Regions from separate parts of the Mus musculus genome. Here all the other regions are linked to region 4. A link is a loop called in an ENCODE intact Hi-C map of the cell type or tissue named here. Cell type or tissue: heart. All regions are shown on one strand. Each heading gives the region's core, and the rest is flanking DNA. Links, peaks and the distances in the headings are about the cores only. Region 1 has its middle 23 kb from the start of Prdm11. Region 2 overlaps Tspan18 (tetraspanin 18). Region 3 overlaps Tspan18 (tetraspanin 18). Region 4 holds the start of Tspan18 (tetraspanin 18). Region 5 has its middle 22 kb from the start of Gm13807.

Evidence for each region. Hi-C counts contacts between places; a loop is a spot of excess contacts. Peaks named below come from ENCODE experiments on the same cell type or tissue, not always from the same donor. Only the 100,000 strongest peaks of a DNase experiment are listed, where the experiment ranks them.
Region 1: it touches region 4 in a loop (3-fold over the local background); 5 of 42 quality-filtered maps call a loop at or near these places.
Region 2: it touches region 4 in a loop (5-fold over the local background); 9 of 42 quality-filtered maps call a loop at or near these places.
Region 3: a loop joins it to region 4, with 2.9 times the contacts of the local background. A loop is called at or near these places in 9 of 42 quality-filtered maps.
Region 5: a loop joins it to region 4, with 2.0 times the contacts of the local background. A loop is called at or near these places in 6 of 42 quality-filtered maps.

What each region holds. Positions count from the first base shown.
Region 1 is chr2:93,066,373-93,072,449 of GRCm38, reverse strand. No RefSeq gene overlaps it. Among named protein-coding and RNA genes, the nearest start is that of Prdm11, 23 kb to the right of the region's middle. In heart, for the core only: a CTCF peak has its summit at 3,352 (motif pointing left); no DNase peak of the experiment used is centred there; H3K27me3 peaks cover 1,183 bases.
Region 2 is chr2:93,264,175-93,270,251 of GRCm38, reverse strand. The region is part of intron 2 of Tspan18 (tetraspanin 18); the gene reads left to right. Among named protein-coding and RNA genes, the nearest start is that of Gm39882, 9.2 kb to the right of the region's middle. In heart, for the core only: CTCF peaks have their summits at 2,238 and 4,575; DNase peaks (open chromatin) are centred at 1,291 and 2,311; H3K27ac peaks cover 2,918 bases.
Region 3 is chr2:93,275,839-93,281,915 of GRCm38, reverse strand. All of the region lies in intron 2 of Tspan18 (tetraspanin 18), which reads left to right. Among named protein-coding and RNA genes, the nearest start is that of Gm39882, 21 kb to the right of the region's middle. RefSeq lists an enhancer at 1,021-4,028. In heart, for the core only: a CTCF peak has its summit at 3,591; DNase peaks (open chromatin) are centred at 3,465 and 4,235; H3K4me3 peaks cover 370 bases; H3K27ac peaks cover 4,675 bases.
Region 4 is chr2:93,331,012-93,337,088 of GRCm38, reverse strand. Tspan18 (tetraspanin 18) reads left to right here and starts at 2,602. Exons shown (of 10, transcript NM_183180.2): 1 at 2,602-2,817. In heart, for the core only: CTCF peaks have their summits at 3,253 and 3,475; DNase peaks (open chromatin) are centred at 2,558, 2,998, 3,438 and 4,558; H3K4me3 peaks cover 3,389 bases; H3K27ac peaks cover 4,009 bases.
Region 5 is chr2:93,378,150-93,384,226 of GRCm38, reverse strand. No RefSeq gene overlaps it. Among named protein-coding and RNA genes, the nearest start is that of Gm13807, 22 kb to the left of the region's middle. In heart, for the core only: no CTCF peak of the experiment used is centred there; a DNase peak (open chromatin) is centred at 3,366; H3K27ac peaks cover 1,414 bases.

The DNA.
Region 1 (6,077 bases), core at 689-5,688, 260 kb after region 4:
CCAGGCAGATATTCAAACATCAATGCAATGAGGACTTTGCCATTAATTCCATTTACCAGATGAGAAAACTGAGGTTCAGATGGGGGAAAAAAATCACACAAAGTCACACAGGGATGATGGGAATCGAATTCAGGTAAGAGCTTGAGCCATTTAACTCCTACGAATGCAGAAGGCTACAGTTTTTATTCTCCCCATCCATGGTTGGCACTCCGCTTGCCCTGTGATGGGGCCATGAGGAAGCTTCCAGGGCTGCATACAGAGACTGTGGATAGGGCTAGCAGACAGTGGGAATCCTGGCCTGTGATATGGTCTGGTCTATCCACAGCTCTGGGGGGAAACATTCATAAGTTGGGGGTGCCTGCTGATGTGGAGGGGAAGGGGACAGCAGAATGATTGTCCAAGGGATTGGACAGGCAGGGGAAAGAGCTGTGCAGCCAACGTCACATCACCGGCAGAGGGCCAGGTAAATGACAGAACAAAGTGTGCTGGCTGAGGCCGAAAATGAAAATTCGTTCCTGGCTGCCCCAAGCAAATCTTTTCAATTCCCAGCGGCCAGCTCAGGCAGAGGAATTAGTCACTGAGAGCGCGCTTCAGCACCGCGGACAGCGCCCGCCTCCTTCCCAATGCTCACAGCTCCTGACTCTACAGGCACCTCAACAAACACAAGGCACAAGGCAGAGCTGTGCTCCACTCCCCACCCCACCCCACCCCCGACTCAGCCTGTAGTTCAATGGGTCAGGGAACCTCACTGGAGTGTAAGAGTTGTTCTAGCCAGAATAGAATTTGACACATATTATCATACTCTGGGTGACACTGAGGTGACCACTGTGTGTCTTCTCCCCTCCCCCCCCCCCGACACCACAGAAGGAAGGGTGCAGATGCATCAAGGTCTTTTTTGTAAAGCTCTAATTAATGTTGGAGGCTAGAAAGCAAAAATTGACAAATAGCTTGTACTTGCTGCTTAGCAGACACCAGGCACTACAAGCTTGACCCAGGACAGGGGGATGGTAGCTACTCCTCTACTCCTTAGTCTGTTTCTTTACCTACCAGTTAATGGGGCCCATGGTCTGTCTGTGCTCCTGAATCCGTGAAGCGGAGGAGTAGCTGGGGACTGTGTCTTGAAGCTGGAGTCAGGATTCCTGACTAACCACTGCTAAGATGAGGAGGTGAGAGAGAGAGAGAGAGAGAGAGAGAGAGAGAGAGAGAGAGAGAGAGAGAGACAGAGACAGAGACAGAGAGACAGAGAGACAGAGACAGAGAGAGAGACAGAGACAGAGAGAGACAGAGACAGAGTCAGAGACACACAGAGAGACAGAGAGATAGAGAGACAGAGAGAAAGAGACAGACAGACAGAGACAGGCAGACAGACAGACAGAGCCCTGAGCCCATCTTGGTTCTGTAAAGTGAAAAGCAAGGAAGTTGGAAAGAAGAGAAGAACTGCGGTCTAAGGAACTTGGTACCCCATGGTAGGTGTAGGAGAGGTTTACAGGGAGGGTGTTAAGGACAGAGTGGCAAAGATGAGGCCAGGAGTCTTGAAAGGTGGTCCCTTGGGGGTATGGCATGAAGCTAGGGATTTTGATCTTGAATCTGCTGCTCTACAGAGGAGCCCTGAAGTGTGTGTTGAGTGATGCTTAGGGCTGTGTTGTGAGGTAGATGATTGGAAGTGACCACAGTGGGTCGTGAGCCCAGCAGAGGTCCAGTGAAGGAAGACCTGTGATAGGATGGTGTGATGGTGTGTAAGGGACGGCCATAGCACTCGAGAAGCTCATGTCCCAGGGTCAGGGTTCCTGCTTTGTCCTGGCCTCACAACAGAGTAAAAAGCCAGGCTCCGTGTGTGTGTGTGTGTGTGTGTGTGTGTGTGTTTGTGTGTGTGTGTATGTGTGTGTGTGCGTGCGTGCATGCTCTCCCACAGTGCTCAGACCCCTCTGCTCTTACTTTACATACGACTCCTACAAACAATTCCTGGCAGGCAGAGGCAGCAGCTGGACAGCAGTGCAGATTTGCTATTAGGAGCTGTGCAGAAAGGAGCGGACACATAGATCAGGACCTTCTTTAAAAGAGAAAACCCAATGAAATGGCCTCAGTTTTTAGAAGTATCAACGCAGCTTACAGAGTTACCGTACTTAATAGAGTCAGGGAATTTGTCATCTTCAAAAGTTATTTCTACCCAAAGTGCAAATGAAGAAGATGGGGTGGTGGTCCAGTTACTAAAGCGCTGGCCTCACGAGCACAAGGACCTGAGTTTGGGTCACCAGGGCTCATGTAATTAGCCAGACATGGTGGTGTGCACCTGTGCTCAGAGCAATGTTGACATGACAGGAGACATGCTGACCACTAAGAGCTTGTGAAGCAGTGAGCTTGGCCTTTGTCACAAAGCTCCAGGCCAATAAGAGACCCTATACCAGCTGATGGTCCTTGAGGTCCAGCTTGGCTGATGGGACCCAACATACCTACTCCATGGGAGGATGTTGGGGAGAACTTCCTGACAAGGAGGGGTGAAGACGGGCTACACAGCAGAGATTTACAACCCTTCAGACCCTGAAGGGTTTTCTGTGGGGCCTTCCTGAGCCATGGGCTGGGCTGTCGGCTGGGCTGAGAGTCACTCCGGTCTGGCTGGATGTGAGCCGCGGTCCCAGGGGTCTCTTCCTATCCTAGTTCTATACTAGTGGTGGTTGTAGCTGCAAGCTGACACAGCTGGGAGAATTGCCCAGCCCTTAATGCACTTTCCATGGGCTGACACAGGATAAAGCACAAGAGTTGGGGTCGGGGGGTCCATCCAGCTGCTCTTAGAAGCCCCACTGTCTGTCGAGCAGGCTTCCCTTCTGAGTCAGGCCACCATCTCCTCGCCCATTCCACTGGTTCATTGGATCTCATTTGTCTGTTCCATCCACATGAGGACACAGATGCATGCTGGGAGCCTCAGCTGATACCCAAAGTGCAAAGTGGGCTTTTCCCATAGGAAGCTGGTAGCTGACCCAGAGGAGAATCTAGGAAAGTCTGAGCTCAGACAGTCCGGGAAGGTTTCCTGGTGATGACTGAGCTCAGTGTGTCACTGGGGCTAACAGGAAGGTGACTCTAGAGAGTGTGGCAGGGTTAACTTGTAACACAAGTCTCTGTTCCCCAGCTCAGGATCCGTCAATGTCTGAGTTACACAATAGCCTGTGCATCTATCCTCATTTCTTACCTGGACAGATCTTGAGACAGGGTAACCAGCTATATCTGCTGGACCAGACCCAGAATGACAATCTGTTGCTATCTATCCCCTGCCTGTCACCCCCAAAAGCCCAGAAGCTGGGCCCAATGCAGACTCCAGGACCTACATTCCACACTTGGCCCTTTGACACCATCTGGTGGTTTGTCTGTAAAATGACAACTGGCCCATAAAGGGAGTTTGTGAATGAGGGACGCACAGAGGAAGAGAAAAAACAAAAACCTGTTGGGTTGATTCTGTGGATTGCTTTGTGCTGTGAGAGAGGTAAGGTGTCTTGGCCCAGGCCTTAGCAGACATAGGACTGTGTGGCCATCACCACCTCTGAGCTGAACAGTGGATAAATAAACTCAATCAAGCATCAGCTCTAGGAGAAGCTGGCAACAGTTATGTCCATATCAGCCATGTACAGACCTTTTGTCCTCAGTATGCACAGCACAGCACAGCACAGCACACTACAGCACAGCACAGCACAGCACACTACAGCACAGCACAGCACAGCACACTACAGCACAGCACAGCACAGCACTGCACACACAGCACAGCACAGCACAGCACAGCACAGCACAGCACAGCACAGCACTGCACTGCACAGCGCAGCGCAGCGCAGCGCATCACAGCACAGCACTGCACAGCACAGCACAGCACAGCACTGCACTGCACAGCACAGCACAGCACAGCACAGCACTGCACTGCACTGCACAGCACAGCACAGCACAGCACAGCACTGCACTGCACAGCACAGCACTGCACTGCACTGCACAGCACAGCACAGCACAGCACAGCACAGCACAGCACAGTGGGACAGTTATGTTCAAAGCACAGGGGTTTTGTTATTTTGTTTTGTTTAGGGGTGGTATGTGTGTGTGCATGTTTGAGAGATGCTCTCATGTAGCCTAGGCTGGCCTAGAACTTCCTGGGTATTACAGGAAGACAGTGAACTCCCCACCCTTACCTCTAGGTGTGTGCTATCATGCCCAGCCTGGTGTGTTGAGACAGAGTCTCAGTCTGTAGCCCAGGCCTTTCTGTAATGCACTGTGTCTCCCAGGCTTTGAATAGTCCACACTTCTACCTTAGCTTCATGAATTCAGACTTTCACATAGCCCAACTTGGCTTTGAACTTCTGATCCTCCTGTCGCCACCTCCCATGTGTTGAGTCTATAGCCATTTGATACGAAGTCAGCTTGGCATTTTGAGACAGAATTTCACTTGGTAGCTCAGGTTGACCCGGAGCTCATTATGTAGCCCAGGATGAACTTAAGCACTCCTCCTGCCTCCACATCCTGAGTCCCAGGGTCACAGGAGTGCCATGCTTCCAGCTCATATTAGTTATTACAAATAATCCATGAGGTCATTAAAAAAATCTACAAAAGGATTTTCTAGAAAACACTGAGCACGTGCAGACTTTAGCATCTCAGGGGGATTCCTACAGAGCCCTCCATCCTGTCACCTACTGAGGATTATACGCAACTCAGAAAAGTAACCCATGACCACGTGCTGTGGCAGGTTCCTATGACCATGTGCTGTGGCAGGTTTGGGAGCTGTGAGATCTGCAAAGAAGGGTTTTAGCTCAGAACCCGGTACAAAACCATGACAGAGGGAGGGCCATGGTTACCTTAAGGATGCCCAGCATGTTCAAATACAACCACAGAGTCTGTAAACTGGCTGGCTTTTATAGCAGAGGGACTGGGAGTCAGTGAGACCATGTCCCTCTTGTCCCTTCCAGAACCAAGAATTTTCCACCTGGGCCTGCCTTGCTCTCTGGGTCCCAGACTCAGCCAGATCCAAGGTAGCAGGGCACAAGAGCCATGCTAATGGAGGGCAGCATAGGAGAGAATGGGAGGGAAGAGGCAAACAGAGCTCGGTATAGGCTCAGGTTCCTCTGTGTGACCTGGGTCAAGTGCTTCTCACGTGTGTGTTGGTTACACAGGGCAAGATGTGTTCCTCCTGCCATTCAGGGTTTCCTTAGAGATAAGCAGGGTGTGAGATGAGGACCCTCCATCTGTCTTCTGACCTTTCAAGGAGACAGGGGCCTCTTCATTTTACAGGCAAGTAAACTGAGTCTTAGATATCACAGGCTAGCTCCAATCTACCTCCAGCCCAAGACCTCAGCCCAGAGAAAGAATAAACATAACCCAGAAAAGAAGGGACATTGATGAGAAGGGACCCTACAGCCAGACCAGAAACCTAGGGACACAGAGTAAGCAAGACAGCGGGTGTGGCCAAAGACACTCATGGGTCAGGGTTTTTGTTGCCACCTGAGGCCGACTCAGACCAGATTTTGGGTTGGGTCCTTGGGACAGTGCCACTCTCTAAGCAGCCCTCCTCCAGGGGACCCTCAGGCCTGGCTCCTCCCCTGTACTCTCATCCTTCATGGCCCCAAGTCCCATGTGCTGGTCTGTGCAGGTGCTACAGTGAAGCTCAAAGGGAGGCTTACAGTTGAGCAGTTATTTTCTGTCACCATGGGGACTAGAAGACAAGTCAAGGCAATGGTTTGATGACTGAACAGATCCACTACTTTGTTCTCTCATGGGGCCATCTTGCAATGTCCTCAGGAGCTATAATGGGAACAGCTCTCTGGTCACGTTTCAGATTAACAAACATCAATTTCAGACCTCTATTCTCACTATCTAACTCACCCTGGAAGGCCCCACCTCCTGACTCCATCACATCAGTGAGTAGGAGCCAATGTATTAGCCAGACTACAGCATCCCATGGCTTCCTGAGGCCACCCAGCCTACAACCACCTCAGGACCCAATTAGTGCAAACCTTGTTTTTCAGAGGAGAGATGCTTCTTTGAGGCCACCGAGCATCACTTATTGGGACACCAGGCCTCAGAGGTTGGGACTGTGGGTGCCTCTGACTCTA
Region 2 (6,077 bases), core at 326-5,325, 67 kb after region 4:
GCAAGCCACTCTCAGCTCCCGCCACACTGTGGGGCTGCTTTGTGCATGCACTGTGCCTGGATTAGGGCTGTGGCTTCAGAGAAGGGCCAGCTAGGAGGATCAGTCCCATAAGAGCTGGTGGCAGAATCATTCATTCATTTTTCTGTTCAGTTATTCATTGGTGCATCCATTCATCATTCATTCTCATTTTTGCATTCATTAATTCATCCATTCATTTTTTTTCTGTTCAGTTACTCATTTGTGCATCCACTTATCATTCATTCATTAATTCATCTGTGCACCCATTCATCCATGTGTGCCGTTTCTTCATTCTTCCGCTCATATGCCCATTCATTCAGTTGTGAGCTCATTCACTCATTCACGTGCTTGTCCATCCATTTGCGCACTAGATAATCTGCGCACTCATTCATTAATTCATGTGCCCTTTCATTCGTGTGCCTGCTCGTTCATGCGTTCACTCATTTGTGAGCCCATTCACTCACTCATGTGCCCATTCATTCACAAGTGTACCCACTCATCTGTGCAGTTGCTCATTCATCCATCCGTCAGTAACTCCCCGATTTGCTCTAGCACATATGTCATCCACAAGGACAAGCCATAAACAGATTTACAAGGTCCAACTTTTTAAGAGGATCTCTGTCTGGTTGGGAAGGAAGTCTGTACCCTACGAAGGGTCACTAGGGGAATGAGTCAGCCATAAGCCACCACTGCTGGGATACCTCTGTCTCCCCCTACTCTTGCCAGTCTCTCTGCCTTTGGTGGTGGATTCTGCTAGCAAGTGGTGGGTCTAAGCTGGAATGGAGGTGAATGTAAAAGCAAGAAGCCAATGGCCAGACAGGCTCTGGTGCCAGGCCTGTATGAGCCCTTCAGGAAGTTTCTGGCGTGAAACCTCCCCCCAAGAAAGCCTGGAGTGGGTATCTTAAGGCTGGCTTGGCTTCTGTTATCTCCAGATCAGCCTGCTGGAGAAGCAACCTGGGTGTGCCCAAGGGTCACACTGGGTCTCAGCTTGAGCCCCACTGTCTGCTAGCATTGTGAGTTTGAGTGAATCCCTCCGTCTGTCTTTCTCAGAGTGAAGTAGATACTGTATTAGTCACCAACAAAATCATTCCACTTAGCAAAAGCCCCCAGAGCCCAGTGGCTCCGCCCAGCTTTGGTTCTCCGGGTCAGAGGCTGCAGGCCAGTTGCCACCTGGCAGGGCTGGTGTAGGGTCTAGGCCTTGTGTCTTCCTGTCTCTTGTGCAACTTTGGTTTGAGTCTAAGTTTTCCTGTTGTCTGGATGTCTTAATATTCATCCATGGCTCAGGCTGAAGTGGCTTTCACTATTGAGACCTGTCCCTGTAGCTGTTGGCCAGCAGACAAGGGGCCTTGGCTTTCCTGACATTGGATTCATCCTGCTTCAGCTCTGGGATCCCATTGGCCAAAGTGAGTCATGTGGTCAAGCCAAGGTTGGGAAAGTGGCCACTCTGCTGAGGAACTAGGAGGTAGCAGATCCATGACAGGTAAGCAGATAGGGTAAGCATCTTGATAGGTAATAAAGATGATGGACTTCTAAGATAGTGGCTTCTTTCTCACAAAGTCTGGTGTGTGAGATTACTCTTGTATTTTAATGCTTTATTGGCCAGAGAAATCAAACCTAGTTAAGACTCCTAGACAGTAACGCTTATGAGGCTGAGGCAGTAGTGTAGATTCGGGAGCTGTAGCTTTGGTGGAAAAGGACTTTGGACGGATGCTGAGGCGGGCTCATACTCCTGAGCTCACACTGTATCCCATGAGCAGAGCATGGTCTCCTTCTGATGTGCATCGCAGAGGGCAAAATGTCCCTGGAGCTGATGCCCCACCCAGATCCTGACCCTGGCTCAGTCACCATGGTCCAGGTAATTTTCTCAGCATGGTTTCTCTGAACATCTGCCCAACAAAGTACACAGAGGTCACCGTGGCTGCTTCTGCAGAACCTGAGGACGCTGAGGACGCCAAAGAGAAGCTTAAAGCCAAGTTGAGATCAGCTGACCAGGGAGGGGGAAGTAAGAGTTGTTGGGGGCAAGCAGATATTGGATCCTCTCCAGGCTGTGTGCTGACATCTGTCCCCTTTATCCTGAAACACTTTTTAGGTTAGGAGAGCAGGGTACACCTGCCTTCGAGTCAGGATATCCCATTTTGCAAGCAGCCAGAATGTGATGTGGCTGAGCCCTGTTGTTTAACTTGGCCAGGACAGAAGTGTCTGAATGACAGGAAAGGCCCTTTCCTGAAGGAGCGCTGTCCTCACAGGCTCTCTGGGTCAGGCCTTGCTATTTCTATACATCCTTCGGGATAAGGCCCTCCCAGGCCTCTGACCCTTGCCTTCCTCTCTCCTCTGCTCTGCAGCCAGAGAGAGCCAGGGTCAGGGGCTGCAGGATTTCCTGGCCCTGCCCACTAGCTGCTGAGCATTGGCAGGGCCCCATCACGTTCCCCATGGGGGTCTCTGTTTCCCACTGGTCAGGGTGGTTGGGTGCCCCAGTGACCTGCATCTGCCTGAGACCTGAGTGTTTTCTCTTGGGAAGCAAAAGGGCAGGCCAGTCCACAGGTAGGAAGAACGGCAACACCCCAGTTTCCCTTACCCCTTCTCCCTAGCATCTCTCCAGGGCCACCAATGTCTGCTTCTTACCCTTGCATAGCAAAGAAGAGGGCTGCTATTGATCTTCCGTTTCTGGACCAGATATTGTGTAGCAAATTACTCCATTGAAATAATACCAGATGATACAAGGCATCTGAGATTAGTTTATGGTGTCTTTGGAAGGGAACCCCAGGCCTATAAAAGTACTGGGGCTGATTTTCAGGAACCTCCAAGTGGCCCAGATGACCTCTCCCATCTGTCCTGACCATGTTGTTGCAGAGTTAATTGGACAGGCTTCTGAGGAGAAGAAGGTGTCTTCTCATTCCATGTGTGGATCATCATTAAACCATTGGTGCAGGGTGGTATCTAGGTGTGCCTTTAGATGTGAAAGGCATTCTCTCCTTCTGGGGCCCCTTCCTCGAAGGGCATGGGACTTCACAGGCCTGGGCTGTCTCTCTGGGATGATCTGGAACAGTTTATGTGAGTCAAGGCAGGTGTAAGTCTCTGATGTATCTTTGAGCTTCTAGCTAAAGTCTGAATTTCAGCGAGGAGTTTACTGAGACAAGATTCTTGTGGTGCTAATTAGAGAGGAAGGCGGGGCTGGTGATTGCAGGGACTCTGGGGAGTGAGGACTAGGAGCAGGAAAAATTGCTACACATCATGCCAATTTCAGGGGATAGGCCACACATGTCCGTGTGTGTGTGTGTGTGTGTGTGTGTGTGTGTGTGTGTGTGTGTGTGTGTTATGTTCTTTAAAACTGCTAATTGCCAGGGTGAAAATATTTTCACACATCAGCTCTTGGGGAGAATGTCATTAAGGAACACACTGGCAGCCTGGTAGAAGTCAAACGGCTGCAGCCAACATGGAAGTCCTAATTAATAGCTGTTCCCGCAGCTCTTGGGCACGGCAGCGGAAGTAATTATCATGATTTAATTGACTTTTCTCCCCTCTGTTATGCACTCTGCTTTTCCCATTTTCTTGAGCTGGAAAGGTCTTCTTTCCCCCTCCATCTCTCTTTTTCCCATCATGCATAGTTTCTCACACCTGCACTCTGTCAACTCTTATTAAACTGAGTACTGTGACAGCTCAAATCTTTATGTCACAGAGAAGTCTGTAACATAAAGTCTGATCGATGACTCAGTTCTTACAAACATTGGTTTTGTAGAGGTGTGTTGTGACCCAGCAGCAGTGTGATCCATGGGGAAGAGAATCGTTGCTCTCACAAGTTGGTTCCTAGGGACTACAAAGGCCGTAAGGCCACCTGCCCTTCCACCAACCAAGAGAGGTGGCTCTTGTGGTATCACAAGGGTTCCAGGGATTCCTAGAGAGAGAAAAAAAAAGTGGCACCTCTGAGCTCTTGGAGCTGAAAAGTAGGACCCATCTATGCCAGAGCCCTTTCCTGTACCTTGTTACCTTCTCAGCTTGGGCTGGCTTGACTCCTCTGCCCCACCTGGTGACAGAGCCCTGAGTCTTCATGTTTGAGTTCTGCCTCCCAGGTCAGCCTGAACGCCTCTTCCAGGCAGGTTGACCCACCAGGCTGAGCTTTGTGCTTCCTGGGTCATGGATGAGCTCCTGGGGCCAGCTCTGCTCCCTGGTCTCAGCCATGGTGCTTGGGTCACGTTTCCTGGCTCACCATCTGCTTCTCAGGAGCATAGACAGTTCATTTAAAAATTCACGAGAGGCCAGTGTAGCACACACCACCTAGATGGCTTGGGTCTATATCCTAATCTGGCCACCTGCTTGCTGTTCAAGTTACTGGACAAGTTACTTAAACTTTCTGGGCCCAAGAATTCTTGTTTAATCTGAAATGTCACCTACTTTCTATTATTGTTATGAAGGACAGAGTGATTAGATCTCTCACACACATTCGGTAAGGTTTTAGGTTTTAAGGTGCAAAGAAATAGGTAAGGCAGCTCCTGGTGTCTAACAAAGCAAATGAGAATATTGTGGAGCTACAGAAACTAAAGCCAGAGAGGTCTGTCTCTGCCCACTAGGGCATACACAGGGATGTTGAAGTGTGGGAGACAGCAGGTAACCTTTTAGAAGGTCAGATAATATTGGCTGGTACTATACTGGACTATTTCTCATGGAGCTAAAATCAGGACCAAGACATTTTCTTGGGTCTCATTGGGGATTATTGAGAGCGCTTGACTTTTAATTAGAACATTATAGGTAATAATAAAATCAGCAGAAGAGACGTTAAGTAGGAACTGCTCACTCTCTCTCTCTCCTTTGTCCCTGCTTGGGAATTGAGCCAGGCTTATATAAGTGCATGTGCGCGCATGCACACACACACACACACACACAGAGTGCACAGTCTTTTTCACATAGTTCCATGTTGGGTCTTCAAGCAACAGGCTGCTTCCTAATTAGCCATGCCATTTTAGACACTGGGTTTCTCTGAGCCTCGGTTTCCTCCTCTGACAGACAGAACTACCCCCTCTGCCCACCTGGACTCAAGGTTTCTCTGGGCTAGAAATGGTTTCCTCATCTTCATCTCTGACATTGCCTAGCATGTGCTATGTTGCTGCTATGTGGGCAGGCTAGTGCACTATGTGGGCAGGCTTCTGAGAGCTGCGGCCATTCCAGTAAGCTGAGGTTTGAATGTCACTTCCAAAATCCAGCTGAAATGAGCTATGCCAAGACGGGATGCAGAGATGGCCTTTATGATGTGATGGGGAACAGGGTATGTAATTCCACAGGCAGAGTACATACCCAGCAGACACAAAACCAGTGTCCAATTCCCAGAACCACAGACACCTGATGTAGTAGTGGTGTACATCTGAAATCCTAGCACTTGCATGTGGAGCAAGAAGACCAGGAGTTCAGGGTCATCCTTCATCCTTGGGTTCCGCAGGGCATCGTAAAGCAGCCTGAGCTTAAACAACAACAGACCAAACAAACAAAAACCAAGATGAGAAAGAGAAAAGAAAGAAAGAATGCAAGAAAGAAAGAGAAGAAGGGAGGGAGGGAAGGAAGGAAGGAAGGAAGGAAGGAAGGAAGGAAGGAAGGAAGGAAGGAAGGAAGGAAATGAATGGTTAGTTGGTGAGGGTTCTGTCCCTGTAGATTGGCCAGTATGGTTGTGAGAGAGTAGGTAGTCACCACAGGCCATGGGCTCAGTTCCATCTCCACCTTGTGAGCTCTCTTGCCTCTCTGCCTTTCTCCACAGGATGGTGCAGCATGAAGGTCCTCACCAGATGAGAAGTAAGTTTCTTTATAAACACTGAGTCTGCAGTCATTTGTTAACAGCAGAGACACTATTAAGACACAGAACTATGGTTATCCTTTCCCCATGGACTTCTCCAAGACTCCTCCTCTTCTCATGGCTGAGGTTACCTGTCATCTCAGTTACTTGTGGTTAAAGATATAAAACAGAAAACTCTAGAGATAAACATTTCACAAGCTTTCTATTGTGTGTCATTCTGGACATTGAGATAAAGTCTTGCGCCATCCCCAGTCCACCCTATCCAGAGTACAGGAATCATGTC
Region 3 (6,077 bases), core at 599-5,598, 55 kb after region 4:
GCTCAGGACAATGTAAATAAACTCTCATCAAAACGGTCAGTGATACACTTTTGTTCTTTACCAGAAAGCCTCATGCTAAGCAGTACTCTATTTCTAAAAATTTGCACTACATTCGTTTGTTTGCTTGTTTGTTTTGTTGTTGTTTATGGGGTTGGTCACGCCACAGCACAGAGGACAACTTTCAGGAGTCAGTTCTCTCCCATCACGTGGGTCTCAGGGACAGAACACCCGGTCATCAGGCTTGGCAGCAAGAGCCTTTGCCCACTGAGGCCTCTTGCCTGACTGCCTGCTAGGCGATCGTCTTGTAAGGATTAGAACATTTCCAACTGGTGGCCTTCCAAGTTGTTCAATAAGTCACAAAGTCACATCTCCTCCCAGGCCAGAGTTAGAACTCAGGTCATACAAGTCTTGACTCTGATTTCTAGTCAGAGATTAAAAGTATGTGTGTGTGTGTGTGTGTGTGTGTGTGTGTGTGTGTGTGTGTGTGTGTGTGTGTGCGCGCGCGCGCATGCGTCCTCGTGCATGTGCATTCATGCCTTATGCAAGCATGAAGGTCAGAGGATGTTTCCAGGAGCCAGTTCTCTTCTCCCACCTCATTTTGAAGTCCAGTCTCTCTTGTTTCTGCCACTGTGCTGTGTGCTCCAGTTTTCCTGTCTCTGCTTCCCATCTAGGGGTGTTAGTATAATGGATGTGTACCATCACATGTGGCTTCTTATATGGGGTCTGCAGCTCAAACCCACATCCTCGGGCATGCACAGCAAGCACCTTATCCACTGGGCCATCCCTTGGCCCCACCTGACTGATACTTAAGAGTCCTAAAGCTCTAGTCCTGAGTTTTGTAAGCTGCTGACTGAACTTAAGCTCACATGCCCTTGAATCCTGCTACCATCTAACATACTCTCTAGCCACTCACACTTTGCCGGGTGTGTCTGTGTCTATAGGCACAGAGTTGACCATTGCACGCAATACCCAAGGAGGATGAACCTCCGATAGGCACCTGGAGTGTCCACTGCATTTGCAGACAGGGTGAGGAAAGTGGGGGTAAGTAGGATTCCCTCCCATCAGGGTGTGGTTGAGAGTCAACCTGGAAGGAAGATGCTGGATTCAAGCCCTAGCTGTGTCCTTCTTCCCCAGGGGAGGGTCTGTCCTGCTCCAAGTCTCACCACTGATCTTGTCATGGTGAGACTTGTCAATGGTGACAGCAGTTGACTGTTGTTGTCAGAGATTGTCAACTGTGCACTTCCAACCGTGCCTGCCCCAAGGGTGAAGAGGCCACAGTGGCTGGTGTTGGTGGTGGAGTTGAGGCTGTCCTCAGATTTTGATAGGCTGTGAATCCTGTGAAAAAAGGCACTGGCTCACACAAAGGCTCTGCACTGATTATTCTATATTGGGGACCCAGCTGAGGCTGTGAAGGGGAGGTGGCTGGCTGGGGCTGAGGTTTATACCTTATTCTGGGAGCATAGAGAAACCTTTCCAGGGTCTGGAAAAAAAAGGCACTCCAGGGTCTAATTTGCATTTTAAATAAATCCCTCTGGCTGCTTGCATGGAGAATGAATTAGAGAGACTGACAGGGGCTGAGACCTTATAAGGGGGATAGCTGTCTCTAGCAGCCCCAGTGCCCACTGGGAGCAGGCAGGGTGCTGTGCTCACAAGCTCACATACACTCACTCCTGTGCCCGGCCTGGAGACCTGGGGAGAGGCGGCTGGACATTAAGTGGTAGAAGCTATGGGGTGAGAGCTCTAGGGCATGAAATTGGATGGAAAGGAACCTCAGTGTGCCTGCCCCATGCTAGAAAGAAAGGGGAGAAATGAAAAAGGATATCCCAGCCTCCCACTGCCCCCATCCTACTTACAACCTACTCATTGCTACTATGCTGTTCAGAGCATTGCGGTGAGCCATGACCATGAGCTCATGTGGACAATGGAGGGATGAGGGTATGAAGGAGGAATGATAGATATACGCAGTTCAAAGGATATTGGCATACCCACCCATCCCTTGAGTGCCATATTTTTCCTAGGCCACCAACCAGTAAGCACTGGGTATTTGCTCGATGTGGAAACTTGTATGGTTTCTATGACCAAATTTCTACTACAGAGGATGTCAGCTTAGTACAAAAATAATTAGGGCCATAGACCATGGTGGCACCAGAAGCTAGCCACAGGGACAGTCCGAGTTTTTCAGAGGACAGGAATTCCAAGAGAGTTGAAGAACATCATTATTGAGGTGTCCGTAAAAGACTGAGGCAGAGAAGATGGCCTTCTCTGGTCACGGGATGGCTTGTGCTCATGCTTGGATGTGGGAAGCTCTCAGTGTGTTCCAGCCCAGGGATGTTCCTTTCTTATGGTAGCTCTGCACCATGTTGGGATGCCGGCACAGTAGAATCCTAAAGCAGGCTAGGGCCAGGTTACCAAAGTCCTTAGGAGTCCTTAATCGGGCCCATGGCCTGGGGGTCTGGCTGTGATGGGAACAGACCACAGGAAGAAGAGATGAAGAAATGAGAAGGCACAGTCCTACCACAAAACAGAGTCCCTGGGGTGGACGTCGGGAGCAATGCAACCAGCAGCAGGACGGCTGGAAAGCACAAGGTCAGACATGTCCTAAATGTCTTAAGCCCCACACTTAGAGATGTTAGGAAAAGCAGTAGAAACAACTGATAGGACAACAGATGTTAGAAACAACAGTTGAAGAACAGCTAAGCATTGTAGCACGAGCCTTTAATCCCAGCACTCGGGAAGCAGAGACAGGTGGTTCACTGTGAGTTAGAGGCCAACCTGGTCTACATAGTGAGTTCCAGGATGGCCAGGGATATGTATCGAGATCCTGTTGCAAAGCACCAAAAGGAAAAAGAAAAAAAGAAAGTTGGAGAATGTCAAATGAGCGGGGGGGGGGGGGGGGGGGGGGGAGGGGCTGGATGACCGAGGGGGGGAAGCCCCTTCCTTCACTGATAGTGAGGGAGCAGTGGGCAGGGTGAGTGATTCATCGTGGGCCCAGGTCTGGGGCTCCTTGGCTCCTGTGGTAGCTCAGTGCTTGTGCTTACAGCGGGGTGTGTTTATCCCTAAGGTCTGGATCGACATTTTTCTTTTAAGTCCAAAGGCCTTTTACAAATCCCAGCCTAAAACAACAACTGGATTGCATTTCTGAGGAGGAAGGGGTGGGGGGAGAAAGCAGAGAAGAAACCAAGAGAACCTTTTCACTCCCCCACTCCCCCACCGGCCCTCCACCCTGCCCGCTAATGATCTGGGATGGAGTCTGAGCAATAAAAACACAACGGGGTGTTTAAGTGGGGTGATCTGCAAGGCCCGGCCCCCAGAGGGCCTGGGAAAAGGAGAAGAATCAGTTTATGGAGAAATAACAGGCTTTTCTTTGTGGGCGGCATTTAGTAGTGGGAGCCCAGCTGCCCTGGGGAAGGGGATTGGGAGGAGCACCCTGTGGCACCACGTGGGATGTGTCCTGGACTGGACTGCCTGATGGGAGCCATGCTTCTTCCCCCCCCCCCCCCCATGCATCTCCAGGGATAAATGCCATCAAGAGAGGCTGGGCTGGTCACTGCTGTGTGAGGCTGCCTGGTGGACCGGAGGCAGCCTGTAGGAGGAGCCCCAGATAGAGGTGTCTTTGCAGAGTCAAGGAGGGAGAACTCCGAGGGACTTGGCTGGAAGCAAGGAAGCCTATCTGGCTACTTGCATAACTTTTTATGAGGTAGACATTTAGAGAAAGTGGTTTCTACTAAAGGCAGCCGGCAGCTGGGCATCTTCTGAGGTCTGCCCGCTGCGCTGGCCTGGCAGTGGGAGTCCAGGAAGTGGCAGGTTCTTTCCAGATGAGTTGCAGCTGTAGGCTAGGAAGCTGATGCCCCAGTTCTAAAGGGAATGAGTTTTGGGGTCTGCACTCAGTCCCTCCGTCTCTCTGGATTTTTGTATCTACCTTCCTTCTCTGTCAGTTACCTCCTGTGACCACTGGACCCTCACTGGGAAGCTTAAAGCAACACAAATGTGCAAAATCTCAAACTTGTGAGACCCAAAGTTGCCCACAACCGGGCAGGAGAAGTGACCTGAGTGCTCAGGAGAGAGGTCTCGCCTGCCTGCCTGCCTGCCTGCCTCCCCCGGCTGCAGAGGGGTTACTGGCCACCCTGGACATTTGTTCTTCAGGCTGAGGCTGCCTTGTCTAATCTGACAGCCCTTCCTCTGTGTGCCCTCATCTGTTTTTAAGGACACAGACGTGGGACCTGGCATGACCTCATCCTGCTAGCTACATCAGCAGATGTTTTCCAAATAAGGCCATGTTGAGAGTCTGTGGCTGATGAGAATTTTGAGGGGATGCTATTTCATCTAGCACAACTCCCTTCTGCACACCACTGCTTGTACTTTACAAAGCTGAACATTTGTAGTTGGCTGACGATTAGTAAGTGTCTGCTGGATACAGAGTTCAGGGATGAGCCCCACCACAGGGAAAAAGATGCTCTCCCGGGGTTTTCAGCCTTCACTCATAATTAGCCGCTGTTAGCTATATTTTTCTGCAGTCTGTCAGAAGAAGCAAGGATTCTTCCCATGATTCATCTCTTCTGCACAGCAACACCTGTGGCCTTTGCCTTGACAACTTCAAACTTGCTCAGATGTCTTAAATTGTGAAAGCTCTCTCTCACCCTGTTCCTTCCTGTCTCTGTCTCTTTCTGTGTCCTTCAATCTCCTCTCCCTCCCCCTTTCCATCTCTTTCTCTTTGTCTCTCTTTGTCTCTTTCTCTGTGTGTCTGTCCTTCTCTCTCTCTCTCCATCTGTCTCTGCCTGTTCCCTCACCCTGTGTGTGTCCTTCTCTCTCCCTGTCCCCCCATCTCTGTCTTTGTCTCTCTGTCTGTCTCTGTCCCTCTTCCTTTCCCCTTTCTTTGTGTCTCTGTGTGTGTCCATGTGTATGTGAACACACACACCAATATAAGTGTGCCTACCATGATGGTTTGTATATGCTTGGCCCAGGGAGTGGCACTCTTAGCAGTAGTGGCCCTGTTGGAGTAGGTGTGGCCTTGTTAGAGTAAGTGTGTCACTGTGGGTGTGGGATACAAAACCCTCATCCTAGCTGCCTGGAATCCAATCTTCTGCTAGCAGTCTTGTGATGAAGATGTAGAAATCTCAGCTCCTCCTGCACTGTGCCTGCCTGGATCCTGCCATGCATGTTCCTGCCCTGATGGTAATGGACTGAACCTCTGAACCTGTAAGCCAGCTCCAATTAAATGTTGTCCTTATAAGAGTTGCCTTGGTCATGGTGTCTGTTCACAGCAGTAAAACCCTAACGAAGACACTCATGCTAAAGAACACTAAAGGTCCTCACGGATGCAGTTCATCATGTCTGAAGCAAGGCTTGTCATTGGCAGTGTCCTTAGACTATGCTTACTGGCTAGAGAACCACAGGATCCTTCTCTCCCTGCCTCCTCGGTACTGGGCTTGCAAGCACGTGCCCCCACACTTGGCAGTTTGAAACAGGTACTGAGGTTCAAACCCGGTCCTTGATCTGGCAAAGCAAAATACTGACTGAGCCCTTCCCCAGCACCTCACCTCTGTTTTTAATGTCACCTGTCTCCATGTAATAATCTAACTCACCATGGGGCGCAATGCCTCTGAGTCCAGCAGCCCTATTCAACAATTGTGGGAATTCTGGCTAGTAATCTAAGAAGTCCTTGGCGGAACTGAGTCAAGTATGACGTGAGGCTGGCAATGGTGCCGCTCGATTTGTCTGACTCATGCGAACTCAAACCCTGTTCATTCAGATGGTTCTGGAACTGCCTGAATGGGTTGTTGGTAGAGTATATTTAGCTACAGGATTCTTGGGTAGTGTGCTGAAAGAAGAGCGTTCTTAAAATATGAGTTTGTTTTGAAGTCATTTGAAAGAAAAACATTTTGTAAAGAATAGTATGCCAGCCCGATGCTGGAGATGGAGTAAACTGGGTGCAGGTGGGATGCAGCTGGGTGCAGGTGGGATACAGCTGGGTGCAGGTGGGATGCAGCTGGGTGCAGGTGGGATGCAAAGGTGTGACTTCTGCAAACAGGAAGATGGAGGGCAGCTGGAGGCTGGGCCCTCTACTCCTGACACTGGCT
Region 4 (6,077 bases), core at 481-5,480:
TGCTTTCTTCTTACTCAGTCGGGGACCCCCGCCAATGCAATGGTGCTGCCCAGGATCTCCCACTTTCATTAACCCAATTCAGAAACTCCCTCAAAGACATAATAGAGATCCAGCTTCTAGATGAGTCTAGATTCTGTCAAATTGACGGTATTAACTATCAAACCCCTCCCTATGCAGGGAGTTGGGAGGTCTTGACCCAGGAGTCAGGAGGCCCCATGTTATTGCCATGCTCATCTGTCAACCCCACCAATCTTTCTCAGCATCCCCATGAAGACAATGAAGTAGCTGGACTACGATGAATCCCCATGGGGTTTCTTTGGAGTGGGCAAATGAGGAATCCTGGGCCTTCTGAACCTGGCGGCTTCTGGGTCTGTGCTAACCTGGCATCTCCTTGGTCAGAGCTAGCTGGCCCTTCCATTTCACCCCTGGGCTGTCTTTCTCCCCTCCCCACTCCATCCCCTTGGAATACTTCATTGCCTGCCTGAAACCTCATGATAAGCCACCATTTGGGGAACTTTCTTGGTTTCCCGACAGAACAGTTGAAGGGACCCTACAGGTTGTTTGCTCAACTTTGCATGTGGAAACACTAAGACTAAGATTGTTCTATGAATAGGAGACTAGCTCTCCCAGCATCAAAATGTGGTCTTATGTCTCATGGGACTAAACTTCCAGGGTCCCCATTTTGGGGGAGAAAAAAGGCACTTTTCTGTCTCTGCTATACAGGTATCATGTTTCCTGGTGTGCGGTGTCCCACGCTGGTTGCTAATGTGTCTTTAGTGACCTTTTTGGCGCTCACTGGACTCCAAGTGGGAGTGAGCCCTGCGATGCTCAGCCCTTCTTAGCCAAAGCAGCCAGCGGCATCTTGTTACACTTTCTTTTATTATGACTGAAGATCCGTTGTTGGAGTTTAATGACACCATTTTATTCGCACTGTATTTGTTTTATGATATCCTTCTATTTATAGCAATCCGACACTGCTCTTCCATTTATGGCCGTGGTAGAACATATCACTGTTTAAAAACAAACTCGTTTAAGTAAAACAAAATATAAAATAAGTGCTGATTTAAAGAAAGCACTTAAGCAGGCAGCCGTCATCCTTGGGCCCAGTCAGACTAACGTTCTCAAGGAGGCAGAAGGAAACGGAGGCCTGGAGTTAGATCCACTGTCCTAACTGGACGTGAGATGTACAGCCGGCCCAATCTTCTTTCCATCTACTTAGTTGGTTCTGGGGTGGAATTCAGGAGTCAGGGCTGGTGGCAAGTACCTGTTAGCAGGGAGCCATCTTGCTGGCCCCCAGCTTGTGCTGTCTCCCCTAAACTACACTGTGCCTGCTTTTGTCAAAACTTAATCTTTAAAGGCCCCTCCTGTCTGCCAAGCCTGGGCCTTTTCCCTCACAGCTTGATTCTGCTTAAGTTTCTGGGATGCCCCTCTTGGTTCCCAGGAGGCCCATGCAGCAGTCTTTTACAGCAGCAGCCTTGAGTTAAGGGCCTGTGAGGGTTCTCAGCCAGAGGGTTCCGTGCCCCACCCCCCCCCCCCACACACACACACTCTGTTTGGGAAGCTGAAGAGGTATCTATATATTGACAGACTTCCACACCTACGCCATTGGTCCACTGTTCTCGAAACTGCATGCCCCTCTGTCAAATCCCCTTCTTGGCCTCTCTCTGTGAAGTGGTTCAAAGGAACAGCCCTGAGACCTTAGACATTTTACTTCTTGGACTGTGGGCTTGAAAATACCAAGTCTGGTTTTCTGTTTACCCTTCAAAGCTCTGTCTAGCATCCTGACTTCACCAAGTTCCACACTGAAGTCAAAGAGTGTCTGTCCTGGGTGAGATCAGTGGGCCAAGTGGTCTCCTGTAGAGTGTAGTTTGATTTGTGTGTGTGTGGCCTCACAGGACTTTTCAAAGCTGAGACACTGATAATTGCTGCCAACGATTTGAGCCTTCTCATGACAGTCTTTCTTAGGTTGTGGCTCTTGAGTGCCTGCTTGTGAATTTTATATGGGTTCTGTATAGCATAGGTTAGCTGTCTTAGTGAACCCCAGTGGAGGAGAGGATGAAGTGAGAGCCTCTCACTGGTCTGGTCCTTAGCAGTGCTATAGTTTACAGCGGATGGGGTTGGGAGGCACCAACAATGAACCCTAATAGAGCTTGCTGCACAGGTTTCTATCTGGTACTTCCCTGGCAGTAAGTGGGAAACCAAGACGCGACATCGCAATGGAGAATCCCACACCCCAGCCCTGCAGTCCCACACACGGTGTGATAACAGCGAGAAAGCTTCCAGGGAATAAATGTCCCAGTCTAGCGTGCTACCTTCACCCTTCTCCAGCAATCTCCTAAATTCAGACATTGAGGCTAGGAGTGCAGAGGACATCGGGAGAGCACAGTTCCAGAAACCACGCTCTAGGACCCGGTGAGAGAGCGGCCGTGGACCATGAGAGCCGTGTCCGCCCCGGAGACGCGCCAGCACCGCGGCGGCAGTAGTGGCGACAGGAGACGGAGGGGCGGAGGCTGGGGCGGAGGGAGCGGGAGGGCGGGCCGGAGGGTGGCGGGAGGTGTGGCCGGCGGCGGTGGCGGGTGAGCCGCTGCAGCTGCCGCCGGCGTCTCAGGGGCTGCAAGCTGCAGGCGGACGCAACGCTGTGCGATTCCGAAGCCCAGCCACGCCAGGCCGCCCGGCCCTGGCCCCCAGCGGGCGTCGCCGCTCCTTGTCGCTTTGACGCCTAGCCCAGCGCCGCGGCGCAGGACTACCGGTGCCCCGCAAGTTGCGAGCGCACTCTGCGCCTGGGGAAACTTTACCCCGCGGCCGAGCCTCTGCCAGGTAGGATTCAATCACTGAGCCCCTCTGTGCGTACTGGCCCCGGGATACCGCGCGCTTCGGGGGAGATCCCAGATCAGTGCGGGTCCCAGGACGCTCGGGTAAGCGGCCACCAAGTTCTGAAGCGACTCCCCTGGGGGCGGGGACAGCGCCGCACTGAGTGACCCGGAGCATGCTCGGGTCGCGACTTCGCCCAGGTCAGGTGCAGCCATTCTGCGCCCAGCGATCTCGGGGGCTCAGGCGACAGTAAGGCGGCAGGTGGGACTCCCAGAGCCGGTGTGTTGGCCGGGGCTGTACCGAGAGTGAAGGGGTGAGCCCAAGTGACCCTGCACACAAGCAGGTCACAACGGGGGACACGGAGCCGGGCTTGGGCGCGGCGGACAGCCGATCGGGCTGGGGCACCGAGCGCTCTTCGCCTTCGTGGGACCCTGGTAGCAGGGCCTGGAGAACGCTCCTAGATTTTGCTCTCGCACCCGAGTTATCATTCCTTGCGCGGGAAGATGTCCAGCTCCGTGGATGTGGAGACCTAGGAGGTTCCCGGGCGGGTCCGGAGCTCCTTGCGGCCGGATGTGGGGTGTGGTGGCCGTGGGTTCCTTAGCGTGGCTGGCCGAGGTGGGCGCGCGCGGGCTCCGGGTCCTGCTTGCGCTGGGAGAGTTGTCTCGCCAGGGGGCGCCCTTCCCTGGCCAGATCGGCTTCCCAGACCAGCCTAGGAGCTTCTCTGAGTTTCTGAGCTCATGGAACCGCAGATGGACCAAGGCAATGCGCGTGGGGTCTGTTTGGAGGAGCTCCCCACCTTGTCCCAGAGAATCGGACGGAGGTGCACCCACTGTGAGACTGATGTGCAACGATCAGACGGATCAGTGTCATGAGGTGGGCTGCTGGCAAGGATGAGTGAACAATTTACACCCAGAAAAACAAAAGAAAGTTTACATGAACAGCAAGCCTGCATGGAGACAATAGGATAGAACATTAGTTGGATTTACTTGAAGTTACTGAAACCCAGCCATTTTTGTAAAAGTGGCATCTTTTGTCCTGGTCCTGGTCAGATCTCTGGGCGTGGTGGGCAGGATTTGTCCTCTCTCTGGGCATAGGTAGATTGGGGGCATAGGAATTTCTATAGTTTCATCAAAAGGGATACACTCCTCACCCATTACCGAGAGCACTCCATGTCCTGGGCCTGAGGTCCCACATGCATCTCTATGATCACGTCCCACATGCTGGTGAAAACGCACTTTCTTCCTTCCTGTACTCTTAGACTCCTGTATTGTGTGGGTGGAAAGGGTCATCTTTGTTGTGTGAAAGGCTGTTCTTATGGAGGGGACTTTGGAGGGAATTGGTGCCTTCTCTTCTCACTAAACTTCTCTCTGTTCCCCCAAGAGAGTACAGATAAGCTCACAGAGACCGTAGCTTCACACCGACTGAAGTTTTCATGTGCCCTTGCTAGGAATTCGTGCTCACCATCCAAGCTATTCCATATACCCCACCACACACACACACACACACACACACACACACACACACAGGTGTTGGGAATGGGTCCCCAAGATACAGATGGGGTCCTGCCTTCAGCCTGGGTAGAAACCACATGTGTTTATTGGATACAGCTAGTACCCCCATCCAGGACAAAGTTTCCATCAGACAGATCATCCTATCTGCCTGGCTTCTGTTTGGAATGGCAGAGCCAACGCAGAGAGGCAAAGGAAAGGGTGGGGACCCTTGTCACTGGGTTTGTCTTTAAGACATGCCAGAAAACAAAAGAAGAGTGTTGTTTGTTTTAGTTTTAATGGCTCTCAGTGTGTGTGTGTGTGTGTGTGTGTGTGTGTGTGTGTGTGTAGCCTAGTTGGAGAGCCCCGCCCACCCCTGGAACGTGGGTATTAGCATGTTCCCAACCCGAAGGCCTGCAGATTCTGGGTGCTGTCTCTTCTCTTTACTCCTTACTCACCCCAGCCCTCACACTGAAGACAACATAGAGGTTCTCCACCTTCCAAAGTTGCTCCTGCCTCTGGTCCTGTCTCTTGGACTCCAGGTAGATTCCCCAGTTTCTGACTTCTCAGTAGTCCAAGCCCAGGCTCATTTCTTTGTCTCTCTGTCCCCAAGACCAAGATGCCAGTCAATCACTGAATCTCCAGGGAGCTTTGAGGAAACAAACCTCTGGACTTGCACCTAGGACAGACTGATCTGAATCCAGAAAGGACCCCTCCCCCAGTTTTCTGGTAACTTCCACACCAGGCTGGAAATAGTCCCCTACCATCTAAGTGACATTTTAGTGCTTTGGACTTGGGACTGGTTGGGTTTGGAGTCAAGATATTAGGGGGGTTTGTGGGAAGGGGCTGGTAGAGGAGAAAGGGCAGATTTGAAATCCAACCAGTTAGCTTCTCATGGAGGCCTTAGATGAACCACTTTCTCAGTGGCCCCTCTTCCCTCTCTGTAAACAGCTCTGGGGATAGAGGGGTCTTGTGACTTAAATCCAGGGAAGCCTTTTGGGATTCTGGACAACCAAGCTGGATGTTGCCTCTGGTCTAGCTGAACAGAATGCTGGTTCTTCACCAGGGTGCCTGGCCTCCCCTTGCTTAGCCTCTGGTACTAGAACCCAGTGGACTCACACTCAATCCAGCAGGTTGGGGTAGAGAGAAGGGAGTGTGACCCATCTCTGCTAGGAGTGTCACAGCAGCTGGTGCAGGCATCTTTGTCTGGATGCCTATCTAACCCCCATTCCCTGGGCAGAGCCAGGGCCTGCGGCTGGACCACACATTTTAGCAACCCCTCCCTGTTGAGAGAGGTGCTCTTCTGGCCCATTTCATCAACCACTGAAAAGGGGAATCAGGAACGGTTGGTTGTCTGAACTCAGCTGGGACTCCATAGAGAGAGTGCAGCACCCAGCACTTGGCCCCAGAGAACAGATGATGGCAGCTGCTGAGCATCCCTGCAACCCAATGTTCTCAGGCAAACATGCCAGCTTGGGTGCCTCCTGCCACTAGGGCTGGCATCGAGTGCCGGTGCTCCATGTGATGGAGTGAGGCAGATCACAAGGATTTTGGTTTTTATTTTTACAAAGAAAGACGGAATGTGATGGTGAAACCCGGGTCTGCAGCTGACGTAGGCTATCAGAAGGACCCTGGCTCCTATCCTAGACTTCTGGGTTGGGCATAAGAAGAAACAGGCTCGTGAGAGCTGTGGTGGAGTAAGATAGAGTAGAAAACCCAGGGAACCTAGAATTAGAAGGCTTGATCTGCCATAGATGAGGCTGTGTGACTTCAGCTAAG
Region 5 (6,077 bases), core at 431-5,430, 47 kb before region 4:
TTGGTCAGAGTAGAAGGTCCCTTGGGAAAGACAAAGAGAAGAGTAGGGGGGTTTCCATCTGGGGAGGAGGAGGAGAGGCCAGCTCAGCTGTTTGGTCCAAACTTTCCATCCCAGTGGCATATGGGGAACATGTGACCCTCTCTTTCTGGCATCAGAGAATTGTCGTGCCGGAGATGCTGGCAGCTGAGGGCACAGAGCGTTCCCGGAGGGAACTGGCAGGCAGGCAGGAGGCAGCATTGAAGTGACAGCCTGGAGCCTGGCTGTAGGGTGGGGCATGCAGGAAGCTGAGCTGAGAAGAAATGGGGTCTATGCTTGTCTGTCCACAGGGCTAACATCACTAGGATGCCTTCAGCCCAGTCACCAAAGTGACTGGGGAATGACAGAGTCCCCGGGGCCACCAGCAGGGTCAGGTTTTTATCACTTACAGGGTCCTCTTTCCCACTAGCTCCCTCATCAAGCCCAAGGAAAAGAAAGATGACTTGGGGTGCAGAGATCTGACCCTCATCTCTAGTTACCACGGCTATCCTATGCAGCCTCTGAAGCCTTCTTCTTTCCAGGCCTTCTGCAGTTTCCATATTGTTCCAACTACTCTGCTGCCCGGGAAAGCTGATGGTAGTGAGGTTCTTAGCACAGCACCAGGCATGGAACATGAGACAGCCCAGAAAGCCAAGGTGCTCAGAGTGGACCACTGCTCTCCTCTTGCAGGACTGATGCTCTAAACAGCCAGTGCTCTGTGCTTCTGTGAAAGGGGATGGCTGGAAGATGGCTCTCTCTCTCTCTCTCTCTCTCTCTCTCTCTCTGTCTATGTTAGTGTGTGTGCGTGCACACATGCACGTATGCATGTTGAAGTCAGAGGTCAAGTTCAGACATCTTCATCAATTTTTCTCCATCTTACTTTTAAAAATATTTAGTTATTGATTATGGTAGTGGGCACAATGTACCATAATATAAAGGTCAGGGGTCAACTTTGGGAAATCGATTCTCTCTCTCTCTCTCTCTGATAAGTGGGTTCCAGGAATTGAACTCAAGTTTCCAAGTTGGTAGCAGCAAGCTTTGTTACCTGCTGAGCCATCTTGTCAACTCTTCACATTACTATTATTATTGTTGTTATTGTTATTATTATTATTATTTTGAGACTAAGTCTCTCACTGAACCTGAAGAGTCCGGATTTGGCTGTCCTGGCTGTCTGGCAAGGCTCTGGGATCCTTCTGTCTCTGCCCTCCTAGAGCTAGGATTTCAGATCCACGCTGCCATGTCTAGCTTGTTACACGGAAGCTACAGATCCTTATGCTTGTGTGGCAAGCACACTGCCCACTGAGCTTGCTCTCCTGCTCTCTTTTTGTAAATTGTGACTGGTACAAAGAACCTAAGCTTATGAAGTCCTGTACAAGCCAATTCTAAAAGGCCTTTCAGAGAGAGGTAGAAGTCCCCGTCTTAGGCGGAGCCCAGACTCCTTTCCCTCCCCCACATCTCTGATGGAAACCTGGTGGCTACTGTGTCCTTCTTGGGTTTACTCACTGACCCAAGAGGTATCTGTACCCTAAGGATGTGGGTGCAGGCAGAGTCCTCTCAGGCCCAGGACGGTCCCTTGCCCCACAAGCAGTGTCTCAACCTGCATATGATGATCTGTCCTTCCTCTGTCCTCAGCTCAACTAACAATGTCTACTCTCTCAGGGATCTTTCAGCCAGCCACATAAGGATACCCCAGGGAGCTCCATACAGACAGCATGGGCTGCCAGTGGGTTCTGGGAGCGTTCTGTGTCTGGAAAGACTCAGGCTTAAGTTCAGTCTCCACTGGGCTGGGCGGGTCAGGCCACAGAAGACAAGACTAACGGCTGAGAATGTTCACACATGTGGAGACTGATTGGCAACACGCTTCCATCTACTGAGGCCCGGCAGGCCCAAAAAACACATGTAGAGTCCCTTGGAGGTGGTGATATATGGAACAGAGGCTTCCCAGGCCAGGCCAGCCCATCACCTCAGGGGCTTCCTTCCAGTCCCCCTTCTCTAAGACCAGCCATTCTCAGCAACTTGCAGAGAAACACCCACACCCCATGGGAGCTGGGCCAGCTCAGCAGTTTCCCCTGTTCCAGCTGGACTCGGCTGCCCCCCACATCCCCCACACCCCCAGAGCTGACAGTAGGCAGCCTGGGTAGCAGGGCCACTGCAGACAGACAGAACCCAGCCCTGCTCTCTGGTTTCCTGGATATGAGAGTTTAAATTCATTTATTATTTAGCAAATATGTCCTAATCACTGGCTAAGGGATTCGTAATGTGCCCCAGAGGATGAGGGTGTGTACCTGTGTGTTTGTCTGGGAATTTCTGTTTGTGTCCATCTCTCTGTGTGTACACACATGTGTGTTTATGTGAATGTCTGTCTGTGTACCTAGGGTTGGGTGAGGGCTCTCTGAATGAATCTAGAAGAGTCCTCTATGCTCCACATATTGGGGGAACATTCACTGGAGTACACACCAGGCCCTGAACCCTTGTCACCAGTGTATCTGCTTATGAAGACAGTTCCCATTTCTACCAAGGGTGGCAAGAGCCCCTGAACCAGACTCAGGAAAGGACAGAGGGTCTGAGAGCAGAGTTCCATGTGTCGGAGCAGCTGAGCCTTGTGTTGTTTCCCTGGGAAGGGGTGCTTAATCATTGCTTGCCAGGCTGGATGGGTATCTAGCATTCAGGGGCTTTGTAGGTTAAAGGGTAAAGGGTCAGCTGGGTGAAGAGTTAGGAAGACAATGTGGGTGGGTAAATAGGTGGTCAGATGAATGAATGAGTGAGTGAATGAGTGAATGAGTGAATGAGTGAATGAATGAATGAATGAATGAATGATGAATGAGTGAATGAATGAATACGTGAGTGAGTGAGTGAGTGAGTGAGTGAGTGAGAGAGTGAGTGAGTGAATACTTTCATGAACAAGTGAATAGGCCATCTGGACAGGTGGGTAGATGCAACTGTTGTGTGCATGTGCACTGGGGTGTTGGCCCTGGTTCTCTGGCAACCTATGCAGCCGTGGTTCCCTGCCACCACATTTTTAGATGGCTGCCTCAGTACCAAGCCTGTGCCTTGTACATCCTGGTCTTGAAAACTTCTCACTGGCAAAGGTAACCCTAACAGGTGAGCACAGACCTCATAGTACCCCTCATGTCTGCCCACCCACTCCCAGGCCTCACTTGGTCTTTTCAAACTCTCATTAAAATAAACATCCCTCTTGTAGGACTTCCTCTCACCTCCCACTCCCAGGGCTGCCCCTGGTCTGGCTTTGTAAAACTGCCTTCCCTGGATTTCCTCTTAATTGTCCTCTTCCTTTTCCTTGCTGGGGTGGGGGCGGGGCAGAGAGAAAGGAGGAAAACACAGCTGGGCCTGCCCAGCTGTTTCCCCAGAAGCCTAGAAAGGTTGGTCAGGAAAGGGAAATGGGAAACTAGGTGACAGGCCAGCCTCCATCCTGGTGAGGATTAAATTAACAGGCTGCCAAATGTTCCCGGGTATTCCCCTGCCCCACCCACCCATCTGACCCACCCACTGCAGGAGCTAGGTACAGGGCTTCCTCCCAGCCATTCCATTTTCTCTCCCTTGATCTTTTTGAAGATGCAGTCCCTAGGGTTGATTTGTTGTGTGGCCCTGGGCCGGTCTTCTGATCTCTCTGGCCTGTTAGTTAGTTTCCCTTGTGGTGGGCTAGTCAGAAATGGCCAGGCTGGGAGGGTGGAGGACCTGGCTTTACACTTTGAGACCCCACCCACCCTCCCATCCTCTGATCCCTTTGCCTCTCTTCCGTCCTTTTCAGCATCTACAGGTTAGTTCTTTCATTCTCAGAATGGCCTAACAAGGTGTTGGACATAGCCAGATGGCCAAAGTGTGTGTGTGTGTGTGTGTGTGTGTGTGTGTGTGTGTGTGTGTGTGAGCAGGAAGGGGATAATAAGCCAGACATGGAAAAGACAAGAGAATTGAGCCACAAGGTTCTTGATATGGGGTGCCCCCACCCCCATTTTGTTTCCCTGGCGGTGGGGAACAAGGAGGGTTGACCCCGAGACCTGAGACAATCAGCCCTCTGTAACAGGGAAGCCCTTGCAGCTTAAGTGGGCCCTGACCACTGGTGTCAGCAAGGCCCCCCTCTCAGCCAGCATCTGGCTGCTGCCACCTTGTAACCAGGACAGTTTCCCTGGGCTCCAAGTGCCCTCTGTGAGGCAGGGGTGGGGGGGGTCTCTTTCTCCACTTGTCCTCCCTCTCTCAGGTCACCCCCACTTTCCTGAGTTCCTCTCTTTCCTCCTTTGCATTTGGATTTTAGATTCCAGTCCTAAATGTGTGGGTTCTTTTAGCCACACCAGGAAGACAGAAATAAAACACGGTTCGGGGATCGTCACCTGGTAGGGCTTGCAGGAGCCAAGTCAGGCATGGTGGAGGTGTATACTGAGGCAATGGGAGTACTCAGTAAGTTACTGGGAGATGTCTGTTAAAATTCTCTACCCAAGCATGGTTTATCTGTTTCTTTCTTTCTTTTTGTTCTCTCTCTCTCTCTCTTTCTCTCTGCTTATATATTATTAGGTACACAGAAAAGACAAACAATGATAAGGATAATTGAACCCCAATGTGGCAAAGAGCTTGTCTAGCATGTTCAAGGCCCTAGAGTCAATGCCCAGTATGTCACTGAAAGAAAACAGAACCATTTGGCTGCAGCCCTCGCCTTCTCCCAGCACAGCCAAGCAGGAACTAGTCAGCTCTGGTTTGCTCAGTACCCTCTGAGGTCTTGAAGCCCCAGTGTTATCTGGGGGCTTGGTAGAAAAGCAATAAACTGAAACATTTGGAACAGGCTCTGAGTGATTCCCAGACTTCTGGGAAGGCTGAGGTGAGATGGAACGAACAAAATGAGATGCTGTGTGGGATCTTTGGAAATCAGGAGGCCAAGGCAGGAGGACTGCAAGTTCAAGGCCAGGTCAGGTAAGTTTTCGAAGCCTTGTCACAAAGGAAAAAGGAAAGAAAGGAGAGAGAGAGAGAGAGAGAGAGAGAGAGAGAGAGGATTCAGCTTGTAAAGTGCTCGCCTTGCAAAACATGTGATTTGTGTTCAAATCTCTCCAGAACCTGCATAAAAAGCAGGGTGTGCAGCATGTTCCATCTGCAGTCTCAGCGCCAGAAGAGCAGAGACAGAGCATCCTCAGGGCAGGCTGCCCAGTCTAGTGAAATCAGTGAGTTTGGGGTTCAGAGAGACACTTTCTACTGATGGACACTCATTGCTGATTTCTGCCCTCCACAGATACACGTCTGTGCCCCCCCCTTCCCACACACACACGTAAAGTAAGAAGAGGGCAGAGGCCATAGCTCTGTGGCAGAGAGCATCCCTAGCACGTTTACGGCTCCAGATTAAATGCCCAGTATTTCATTAAAAGAAAAAAAGATGCTGTGACTCCTGGGGAGGTGCCCACCCTAGCCACTGCCCTTAAGGGGACAGTCTGGCTCCATCAGGCTCCAAAGATGACCCCTACACGACTCAGACCAATAGCCGCTCCGATCCCCAGCAGTCTCCCACCTGCCATCCACTTCCTCCCTTTCTACAGAGAACAATCGCTGCATTGTTTTCTGTAAAAATATACATTTGTTATCAAAATGAACGATAATCTATGGACCTGAACAATGTAATTTACCAAAGTTCCTCATCTAGGAGAACTACAGCTAATGCTTGACTGATGCCCTTCTAAATATAGCTTTAAGCAGATGTACAGAAAGAAAGGCAGACAGACAGTAGGAAAAATAGAGGGTTGGGCCATAATATTATGGGCTAACAATAGCCTGTGGAAAACTGAGATAATTGCATTGAACTTCATTGATTTTTAATGTTTTGCATTGTGTATGGAAGTGTAAGCAGACCTATTCATACTACACTGTACACATGTGAATGTCAGAAACTAATTTGGAGGTGTCAGTCCCTCCTTCTATCCTGTGGGTCCCTAAGATGGAGCCCAGGTAGTCAAGCTTGGCAGCAAGCACTTTTGCCTGCTGTGCCATCTTGCCAGCCCTTTACTGTCTTTCTAAACTACATGAAAACTCAGTCTGGAGGAGGAAAAAGAGCTGAAGTAAGGAACTTT